2 separate regions of the Homo sapiens genome follow, and region 1 is linked to region 2. Evidence: chromatin loops called from intact Hi-C (ENCODE). Cell type or tissue: sigmoid colon. All regions are shown on one strand. Links, peaks and the distances in the headings refer to the core of each region. The heading gives the core; the rest is flanking DNA.

Region 1 (5,386 bases), core at 299-5,298, 100 kb after region 2:
TCTGAAGCCTGTCCTAAAGAATTAAGGAAGTTGACTCCGGCTCTGCAATTTACATAGTCTATTGTGCCACTTCAGGTGGTGTCCCTCTCAGCTATCTGTTTGCTCCCTGGGGTTGTTGTGAATATTAGCTGTGCAAATCTAAAATCTCCTCATTTGGGTTGTGCAAATCTAAAATCTCTCAGACTTTTAACAGACTTTTTAAGCTGAGAGTTGATAATGTGTTAGGTTGTACCATGTGAAATTGCCAATATCTGACTACCTTTGATCTACAAAAATGGTAATTTCATATGTTTTAACCAAAGTATTATGTAGTTTTCAGATGAAACAGACATAGAATTTGAATTCTGTGCTCTTCACTTATCAGAGATATGACTTTGGAAGACTTATTTAACTTCCCCAAATTGCCGTCTCCTTACCTATACAATGAAGAATAGTAACTTCTCTCTTCTCAGAATTGGTACAAGAATGGCGAGTATTATATAAAATATTTAGCAGGAAATAAAAGTTCTTAATAATCTATAACTGAGTTTTTATTGCTGTTTATTATATCATTATCAAGAAGGTGTAGATCAGGGAACCCCTTTCATAAGATTTTATGAGGTCTGGCCTTGCTGGGGGCAATTTACCTGCCTCTGTGTATATAGATTTCCCTAGGATTCTCCTTACCATATTTCCTTATTGACAGATCCCATATATGGGAACAGTTAGCTCCAGTCCAGGAGACCTGTATTCTCAGAGAAATCTAAAATTGATATGCTTTGGCTGGGATGGTAGTAGTGAGTATATGTAAATAAGATGGGTGACCTCTACCATCTGAAGCAAAACACAGGATATTGAGAAATAGTTTTAGAATTGACTAATTAGGTCATGATATCTCACCTCAAACTGATTTTTTTTTTTCTATTTCCCATCTAGTGGGTTAGGCCTCTTTTCTATAAACTCTCCTTTCTGTTCAACTAAATACTGGAACATACATTTATTGTCAGTCAATTTATTTGCACTCAGGAGCAGAAACTGTTAAACTGCCAATAACAGCTAGTGATACATCCTGTCTCCTTCAATCTAAGGCAGCTGTATTCTAGATTAAATATAAAATTGATCTGACTTAGCTGGGGCGATGGTGATGGGTATACATAATGAAGAACTGTGGTCTTCTAAGATGGAGAGAAGAATCCAGAGCTTAGAATTCTTAATGCTAAGTATAATGGAAATAAAGCATGCTCATTTAAAAGCTATAGGCTTTAAAATATTGGGAGAAAACATTATTTTATTTAGCAAAATACATTCTAACATCTTCGGGTTGTGAAACTTGATGTTCTTATAAGAAAAACACTGCAAATTGAAGTGTTGAGGTGGCTGGCAGCCATGAAAGGAAGGAAGATAGTGAAAGAGAAATAGAGAAATGAACAAGGAGCTAATAAAGCTAATGAAGTCTAGGCTTTGGGGCACCTCATTTGCATGAGCCCCTCCCAAGGCCCTGTATCTAATATTATATTTATAATTTTGTACTTGTTTGTCTTTTAAAAGGCCCCAGAATAGCACAAGCATCAGACCCTTAGGAAACAGTGAAACATGAAGGAAGAGAAAGAGGAGGAGGAGGAGTTGTTTCTAGTTGTGGGAATGCAGGAGAAAATTTTAAGAACCAGGAGAATTAATGTGGATTTTAGGCTGATTGCCTTGCTGCACTGAGATATAACTTCCTTTTGTAGTCACACTTTGGGTGACTATTTTAGGAAGTTTAAGAAGCAGGGAAATGTCCACTGTGAATGGGCACAGTGAGGGAAAGGGCCAGGGTGAACAAGACCTGGGATACCAGAGGTGGAGGTAAAAAATTTGGCAGGAGATGCATGGCAAAAAACCACCATAATCTCCCTTTGCCCTCCAATCTTTGGAGACACTGGACTTTCCATTATACATACTAAGGAGATATTTTTTCCTTTGTTTATATGTTAAAAAAGGCAATTCTCACAGGGTGAAGTGCTTGGCAGCCATGTGCATCCCTGACACTGGGATACGTCTTTAAATACAATGTAGGAGTATTTACTAATGCTCACATTTGGTTTAATCACAGGAATAGTCCTGGGAAGGGGGTAATGGTTAAATAAGCTGAGCCTTGATGGGTTGAGAACATTCATGGTGCTTATCTATTAAATCGGGAAGGTAAGTAGCCTGGTGTATATGGGAATTAACAAAACAAGACATAAGCTGGATATATAAAAGGTGAGGACAATTCGTCAAGAGTTTCATATCAGGCAGAAATAAAGAGCCCTGGATTTTTCTGCAAAAGAAACCAATGTTTACAAGGAAGCTTTACCTGACACCTCCTCTCCAAATTCTGCCCCCTGCAGAATTAATTACACCTTCTGCTCTTAGATTACACTGGGGATAAATGTCTGTTACTGGGCTCATTTGTTAGTATTATCATCAGCTGTTTATGTTAAGGCCTCCCTTTTGGAGCAGGAAAGAACAATACAGATAGTTACTGAAGGAATGCACTGCATGTTGTAAACACTGAAAAACATCTTAAGGATGGATGACTAGCATTTGCCTACTGTGTCTTTGGAGTCTCTTAGGTACTCCAACTCTTGTGAAGCTCCTACTATCTCTCGCTATATGTAGTTTGTGAGTGCCCAAAAAAGTAATTGTTTCACGTGGCGAGTGGTAAGATGTGGATGTAAAATGCTTCCAAAATTGCTCACAAATTTTCTTCTATTTTTGATGGAGAGGTGCTCCAGACACTCCTTTTCAAATACTCATATTTCATAAGTGTTAGTAGATTAATGCCTAAAAACTCATTTTATAATAATTCTTGGTGAAATCTTTTCTCTGTGGAAAAGCTTTGTCCACAGCTGATTTCCAAGTTTCTTCTTCCTCCTCTTGGCTCTCTGAAGTTCTGCCTTCTCTGGTCAGACATTTCCCTGGAAGGGAGGCAGATTTGCTGGCATTCCTCTGAGGACAGAGATGGATGAAGTGTGTGGGTTTGTTGATGTTCATTTGGTATTTTTAGCCCATGGTTAACAAAAGTAGAAACAGCCACGGGGTTTGCTTTTATTGCTCATGAAGTTCCCATCTCTCCCGTGAAAGTTCTTTTCTTCAGGAGAATCCATTTTAATTGGCTGCTACAGCAGCTGCTCCTGGCCCCACGACCGGGTTTGCTGCCTGAATCCTGGCATCTGGTGCAGTGGGCCTCACTGTTGCCAGGAGCCTTCCTAGTCCTTAAAAGGTTTGGTGTGTAGTCTATTGTAAGACTCAGCCTTAAAGACTACAATTATAAGTAATTTAGTTAAATGTGTTTCTAAAGGATGTGGATTTTTGTCCATCTTGGGAAGTCCCTGCCACAGGACTTTTTAGGATCAGAGTGTAGTATAGAAAGAACATTAGCTTCCAGCTGCCAGGTCCATCCCTACCCTCATCCAAATAATAAATGGCTGCAATATTGTTTTAAAGTTTCCTTGCTTAAAATAAAGAAAAAAATGAATATGCAGTCATCCCTTCATATCTGTGGGTTCTGCATGGATTCAACCAACCATGGATGGAAAATATTGACCATAAAATAGATGGTTGAGTCTGTACTAAACATGTACAGAATTTTTCTTGCCATTATTCCCTAAATAATATGCTGTAACAACTCTTTATGTAGCATTTACATTGTAGTAGGTATTATAGGTAATCTAGAGATGCTTTAAAGTGTGTGAGAGGATGTGTGTAGGTTATACACAAATACTACACTACTTTACATAAAGGACTTGAACATCTGTAGATTTTGGTATCCTTGGGGAGTCCTGCAGCAAATCCTTAGTGAATACCAATGAACAAATGGTATGTATCTCTACTCTATGTCTAAATAAAGAAGGTGTATGTGTTCATGAGAGTGTGCTTGTGTATGTATGCATGCACATGTAACATATATGTAGCATATATATGTATATGTCCAGTTCCACTTGGGTACTTATGCTGGGCTTTCATTCTTACACTCCTACAATTTATTTAGGTATCGAGGGCCCCAACCTTTGTTTTGCTTCATGTTTCATGTGCTGTTGAAAACAGGATGATGGTATCCATATAGGGTAGTTTGAATAAACTTCAACAAAGTCTTGGGTTCTGCTGGATAATGCACAGGCATCATGTAGGCAACTGACCAGGGCAGGCTCATACCACAAGGCAAGGAGAAAACAGGTTTCGTTCTTTCCTGAGGAACCAGAAGTCTGCAGGTGCTTGGTCTCCACAGATCTCATGTCCTGAGCTGCCAGCAGGGGGGCTTCCTGGTGCTGCCTCTGCTCCTCTCCAAATGATTCCCTTACATCTCCCCTACCACCCAGGCATCTCTCCTGTCCTCACTAAGGCAACAGGGCTTCAGGGTTAAGAGGACAGAGAGGGCAAGGTGGATTGGTCCTTTCCCTTGTCATAGCATAATCTCTGAGTTTCCTAAAGACCTTCCCTTTTGATTACCAAAAGAGTCTTAGCATAAACCTACACATTCCTCCCTTCTTCCATACACAGACTCTTTCTTCTTATTTTTGCTCCAACGTGCAATTTTAGGCACTGTGAATGCCTTCAACAGGGAAGTGGAAAGGTCACACACATAGAAGTGAGAAAAGAAAAAGCACAAGAGTTCATAAATCAGGCTAGGTGGTAAATACATTTAAATATGTGTGCAGTGTTGATATGAAAACCCAGGAATTATTTCATAAAATGAGCTTGGAAAGGAATTCACTTTTTAACAATTTGCTGAGTTCCATTTGTGGCCATACAGAAGATCGGAGACTCTGAACAACTCTCTTGCTGGAAACTATAGTGGAATCATATAAAAAGTAATCTTTTAAAATATATCATGGAGCTAAAAAGTAAGTAAGAGATACAGAATATGAGGCCTGGTCTGAAGATGTTTCTGTTGAGAGGATTTGCATTTACTTGAATTGACTAATAGAACATAAACTCCACAAGGGCATAAATTTTGTCTGTTTTTTTACTTCTCTATCCATTTTACCTAGAGCAGATAGTAGGCAATAGTAGGCACGTAAGTAGGCAATCAAAATTATTACTAAATCTATTAGAAAAAAATTCCCAGAAGGTGCAAATTTTCAGTGTTGCAATAAAAGATTATAGACATGCCAGGAAGAAGGCTGGAATGATCCATATAGTGATGGATTAGAGTTGGAGGGGTTGATATGAACTTTTGTTTAGATTAATATTGATCCAGGTGGATACATATAGAAATATTTGTAGATATGTGAATATACATGGGTTAGTATACATGCATATATTACCTTGATGTCTGAACTGAGAGGGTCTTGAAGCAACAACAACACAGTAACAATGAGCATACTCAGTATCCAGATTTTGGTTTCTTCATTCTTCAGTAAAATAAACCAGGGATCCTTGGAGA
Region 2 (5,331 bases), core at 332-5,331:
CAAGGAAGGTTATTAATTTATCTGTCCTATTTAGTATATTAAATTATACTACTTCATATTCTAGTGGCCTGAAAAAGTTAATTTACCACTTGAATGGCATAAATGATGAATACTTACACCAAGTCCTGGAATTTTCCAATGCTCAACAAACATTTAGTACTTTTTGTTTAGGTCTCGCTTTTTTTTTTTTTTATTAGTATCTACGAAAAAGGAAAACAAAATTGTAGCATTCTGTTGGGGCTAACAGGACAGCTGTTGGCTAGGCTAAATGCCATCTTGGAGTAAGAGATACTTTAACTTAGGGCACTGGTGCTGAGAGATGGAGAGAATATCAGAAAAGAAAAATGCAGGGTGGAAGTGTTGAGAGGGAGGGAGATGATGTCAAAATCCATTGGCTTCCAGTGTTTCTGCTCTTTTTAGCTGGGGTGCAGTAACCTTCCATCTTACAACTTTGGGTTTCTTTAAACTTCATGCCTGCCCTCTCTACCAATGTTTTATGAGCTGTCATGTGGGACTAGAATGGGATTCTGAAAATTAAGAGCTGATTTTTATTCCACCGGATATATCAGTTGCCTGGGGCAGTAAAATAATTTAGTTTTGAAATGAAATGTTATTCGTGGGAGACAAGTGCACAACAATTTACTTAACTTAAACAGTAGGATGAGGAGGAAGAGGCAGACACCCAAACTACATTTCATATGTAAAATAAGGCTTACATGACTTTTGGATGCTATAGAAATAAAATTTCTGTACTGAGGGGCATAATTATCCACATAAATCTTATATGAGGAACACAGACCAGTACAAAAGCAGCTGTATCTTTTGGTTATCTTGGAGGCAATATATAACCACATAAGGTAAAATTGGATGCTGCTTGCTTTCTCTAAAAGCTGTGAGGATGTCTTTCTGTTCCAGAAATTGCTTAATGCAAGTAAATGAAAATATACTGAATACATGAGTAAATTCATAAACAGAAATACAAATGAAATTTCTAAAGTAGGTCCTGGTGAGCCCCAATTTTATGAATTATTAGAAGACAATGCACCCAGAAACTAAGACACTAGCTTGAAGACTTTTTTCATTTCTTTTCTTTTTTTTTTTTTTTTTTTTTGTTGCTGATGTTGTTGTTGTTGTTGTCGTTGTTTTGAAACAGTGTCTCACTCTTGCGCCTTGGCTGGAGTGAAGTGGCTCGATCTAGGCTCATTGAAGGCTCCATCTCCCAAGCTTAAGCGATCCTCCCCACCTCAGCCTCAGGGAATGGATGGGACTGCAGGTGCACACCACCATACCCGGCTATTAATTTACTTTTGTATTTTTTGTAGAGACGAGGTTTCGCTATGGCTTCAAGACTTTAAAAGGCAACAATGACTCTTTTGAAATTGCCTGCATTATCAAATGCCTGAAGTCAACCACAATGAATGGTGAGTCTGGTTTCTCCATGACACTAGCAATCCTCTGAAATAAAGGAAGTTAGAATTCCAGAACACGTTTGGGTCTCTGACTCTTCCTCGGTGGCTTCCAGGAGTTTAGGTCAGCCTGCAGGCCCGACCGGAACCCCCGACACCCCTCCACGCGGATTCTTTACATCTCCCTCCCTACCTTGTTTACGCCCTAGGGGGTAGGGAAATGAACAGTCAGTCAGGTGAGACCCAGCAGGGGGAGTGGTGAGCTGGTCCGAGGGCAGCCCGAATATGTCCCTGGGTGTGGGTATGGGTGTGGGGCAATTTGGGTGGGAGCAGCGTGGAGGCTCCCAGGACCAAGTCCTGCGCCTCTTTGGCGGGGTGTGTGCAGGAGGAGGGGGGATAAATAGGAGGCTCCCTCCTCCCGGCGACATTCACGGAGCCGGCCGGCCTCCCGCCCTGGGTGTTTCCCTGCCTTGTAGCCAGGGTGCCAGCCTGGGAAGTAGTTTCGTTTCCTTCTGCCTCCGGGATTAGTTTCCAGGCACCCTCTCAGGCGCCCGAGGCCCGGGAAGGGGGCGAAGAAGGAGGGAGACTTGTCTAGGGGCTGCCCGGCCCGGCAGAGCGGGGTTGATGGACCGGGCCGCCCGGTGCAGCGGCGCCAGCTCCCTGCCACTGCTCCTGGCCCTTGCCCTGGGTAAGTGGCCGTGCTGGGCACTGGAAACCAGGAGGAAAGTCTGGGGCTGGAGTCGCGGGGAGGGCGAACCCTGAACCGAGCTGGCATCTGGACAAGAGGGCGCGCTGGGGCTGGCAGGCGCGGGTTGGAGAACTTTGAAGGCTGGGAGAGCGCGAGGTTAAAGATCTGGCAATTGGGCACCTGGGGCTGCACCTGCTGGAGGCAGTCCCTAGACGCGTGAGAAGGCCCGAGGGCGGAAGCGATTCCGAGGTCCTCGCTGCCAGTGCTGCGAGCAGGCCGCCAGCTGCTGACTTGTGCGCACAGCAGAGGGCCTGGCGGCGCCGGCGGGCTGTCCACCGGGGTGAGGCGCTGTGCTCGCAAGTGAGGGTCGGGGGGTGGGGGCAGGGGCGAGCAGGGAAACCCACTAAAGAAGCTCACGTGGTAGTATAGACCAAGAAGCATATCCTGCAGGAGGCAGAAGAACGGGAACTCTTTGACTGAAGGTGTGATCACCTGGCGTTAGGGAAGAGTGCCAGCGGGAGGAGGAGTAGCAGGATGCCTAGAGCCCTCCAGAGGGTCTCTCCTGCCTCCTTAGGAGTCAGAACTCACAAAGCAGAGCTGGAACTTCAGATGTGGCTGGAAGCAGGCTTCCCCTTCCCCTCCACCGAGGGAAGGTAGTGAGAAGGCTTCTAAGTAGGAAAAAATCCCAACTCTTCAAAGCTTGCTCTCTGCATCATGGTCATTTTGCGGGGCAGAGAAGGGAAGGGAAACCAGTAACATTTTCTAATCTTAGCTGGGCTGTAGACACATCTGGGTTTGGAGCATTTATGTGGTAGGAGGAGAGTCTCCACAGCTGAAGTGTCACCACGATATCACTCCTACCTTCAAGCCTGGGAAGGGGACACCACAAATGAAAAAGAATGGGAATTCCTCTTATTGAGGAAAGAGAGGGGGAGCCTAAATGAAAACTTTCATTTGACTGTGTCCTTGGAGTAAGAGAGGTGGCTAAAAAGGTACAGTGAACTTGCTTGGAGGTGGATCAGACTTAGGACCAAGGTTAGAGAAAATAAACTTATTTAACAAACGCTGAAGAGGAAGGAGTCAGTAACAATTTAGTGGTAGAGTGAATGTGTACATTCATGAAGAAGAGCAATGGGGTTGAGACTTAACCCTAGAAATAGTACTGATGCTTTTGCCAGCATTGCTTGCAAGTAGCTGACATTCTCTTCCTCCACCGTGTCTAAACTATCCAACAGTCAAAGTATTCCCTGAGAATCTGTCGTAGTCAGCAAGGTGCTGAGGTATGTAGCAATGGAGGTGGGGAAAGGGCTCATGAGATTCCTAAAATAAAACATGATTCCTGCCCTAGAACTTGCACTGAATTTGGATATGCAAGCCCAGCAGGGTAACCTGTGGAAAAATTCACGGAATCAGAAAAGGGAGAAAGAGCTCAACAGCGGGGGCTGGAATAGTGGGGAAAGGCTGAATGGAGGACACGAATGCGTGCCTTGAGGCTTGGGTAGAGTTTGCAATAGTAGAGAGGAAAGAGGGAACAGAGACAAGGGAAAAAGCATTTAGTAAAGGGTTGGCGATGCGAATGAGCATGCTTTACTGGAAAGAGTAGAATTTCTGAGAGGCAGACAGATTATGAAGAACTGAAAAAGCCAGATTAGAATATTTGGAACAGAATCAATAAGCTATTAAACACACACCATCACAGGGCTTGACTGGGAGTGATATGATGCAAACAATGGTTTAAAGGTGATAAATCTGTCAGTGAGGTGCAGTATAGGAAGGGGGGGCGCCTGTGGGCCAGAGGACCTGATTGTCTCGTAGGTATAATCTGGGCATGAGCTACTTGGGGCCTAAATTAGGGTGATGTTTTAGCAGAGGTGTCATAGTAGAAATGACTATTGAAAGTCGATGGACATTCTTTCCCCTTTACTATCACAAAACTTGTCAAAAGACAGAAATGAAAATCAAAAAGCAAAACTCGAATCCAGTGCTATTGTACACTCAGGGTAACCTAAATGTACAACCGCCCTGTTAAATGATTGGCTTGGGAAATTGAATTTGGTCTCTAGATCCCCTTAAAGCTCTATTTCTTGCAAAATGCTAAGGAACGTAATTTGTTGGCATCGCTGTTTCCATTAAGTGGCCCTATTTCTGTCATACACACTTTACTTTTAAGTCCCCTTCCTAAATTATGTCACATGTTGTTCTATTTACTTTTTGAAAAGAATGTGAGCAATAAGATGCATGAGACACTAGTGTTTGTGTGTGTGTGTGTGTGTGTGTGTGTGTGTGTGTGTGAGATGGTGGAAATGCGATGAGAGTGGGCATTGAGCAGACATGAGCCCTGGTTCCAGCTCTACCACTTCATGACTCCGAGATGTCTGTAAGTTACAACTTTCTGGGCATTGTTTTTCTAATTTGTAAAATGAAGAGGTTTCATTAGATGGTGATGCCCTTTCCATGTCACATTCTTTTCAAAAAGTAAACAAAATAACATGTGATTTAAATTAGAAATGGCTTATGTCTATTACAAATGTAGATGCTCCTTAAATACATCTGGCATTTAGTAGATGCATCTTTACAGGATAATTTCCATTCTAACATATGCAAATTAGGTACTACTTTCTTTGAGAAATTTTATAAAGACAGAAGTGGGGTTGGAGATATAAAAAGAAGGTATACCATAAGCAGATTATATGGTACAAATACATTTAATATAAATATAAATTACACGTTTATGTGTTATCGATATTCTTTATATGCATTAATTTGGTTTAATTTTCTAAAACTGTTTAAAGGCATTTTCTAAGTCAGTAGAAATCCTGAGCCATTTAATCTTACTTTCTCAAAAAATGAGATTTTCCAAAATGGGCTCGTATTTCTCTACTGTATTTTCTTTTTCTTTTTCTTTTTCTTTTTTCTTTTTTTGAGACAGTCTCACTCTTTCGCTCAGGCTCAGTTACAGTGGCATGATCTCAGCTCACTGCAACCTCCGCCTCCAGGGCTCAAGTGACTCTCCTGTCTCAGCCTCTCGAGTAGCTGGGACAACAGGCACTCGCCACCACGCCCAGCTAATTATTGTATTTTTTGAAGAGACGGGGTTTTGGCATGTTGGCCAGGCTGGTCTTAAACTCCTGGTCTCAAGAGATCGTAGCAGATAAATATTTGTTGCTGAATTAGGTAGGGAGAGATAGGACATTCAAGTGCAGAATGTCCTGTCTAGGGAGAGATAGGACACTCCAG

What was found. Hi-C counts contacts between places; a loop is a spot of excess contacts. Peaks named below come from ENCODE experiments on the same cell type or tissue, not always from the same donor. Only the 100,000 strongest peaks of a DNase experiment are listed, where the experiment ranks them.
Region 1: it touches region 2 in a loop (6-fold over the local background); 9 of 110 quality-filtered maps call a loop at or near these places.

The regions. Positions count from the first base shown.
Region 1 is chr4:74,690,853-74,696,238 of GRCh38, reverse strand. No RefSeq gene overlaps it. Among named protein-coding and RNA genes, the nearest start is that of BTC, 100 kb to the left of the region's middle. In sigmoid colon, for the core only: no CTCF peak of the experiment used is centred there; a DNase peak (open chromatin) is centred at 3,158.
Region 2 is chr4:74,791,025-74,796,355 of GRCh38, reverse strand. BTC (betacellulin) reads left to right here and starts at 1,833. Exons shown (of 6, transcript NM_001729.4): 1 at 1,833-2,094. The coding sequence starts at 2,031. In sigmoid colon, for the core only: CTCF peaks have their summits at 1,630 and 2,448; DNase peaks (open chromatin) are centred at 1,735 and 2,285; H3K4me3 peaks cover 2,751 bases; H3K27ac peaks cover 623 bases.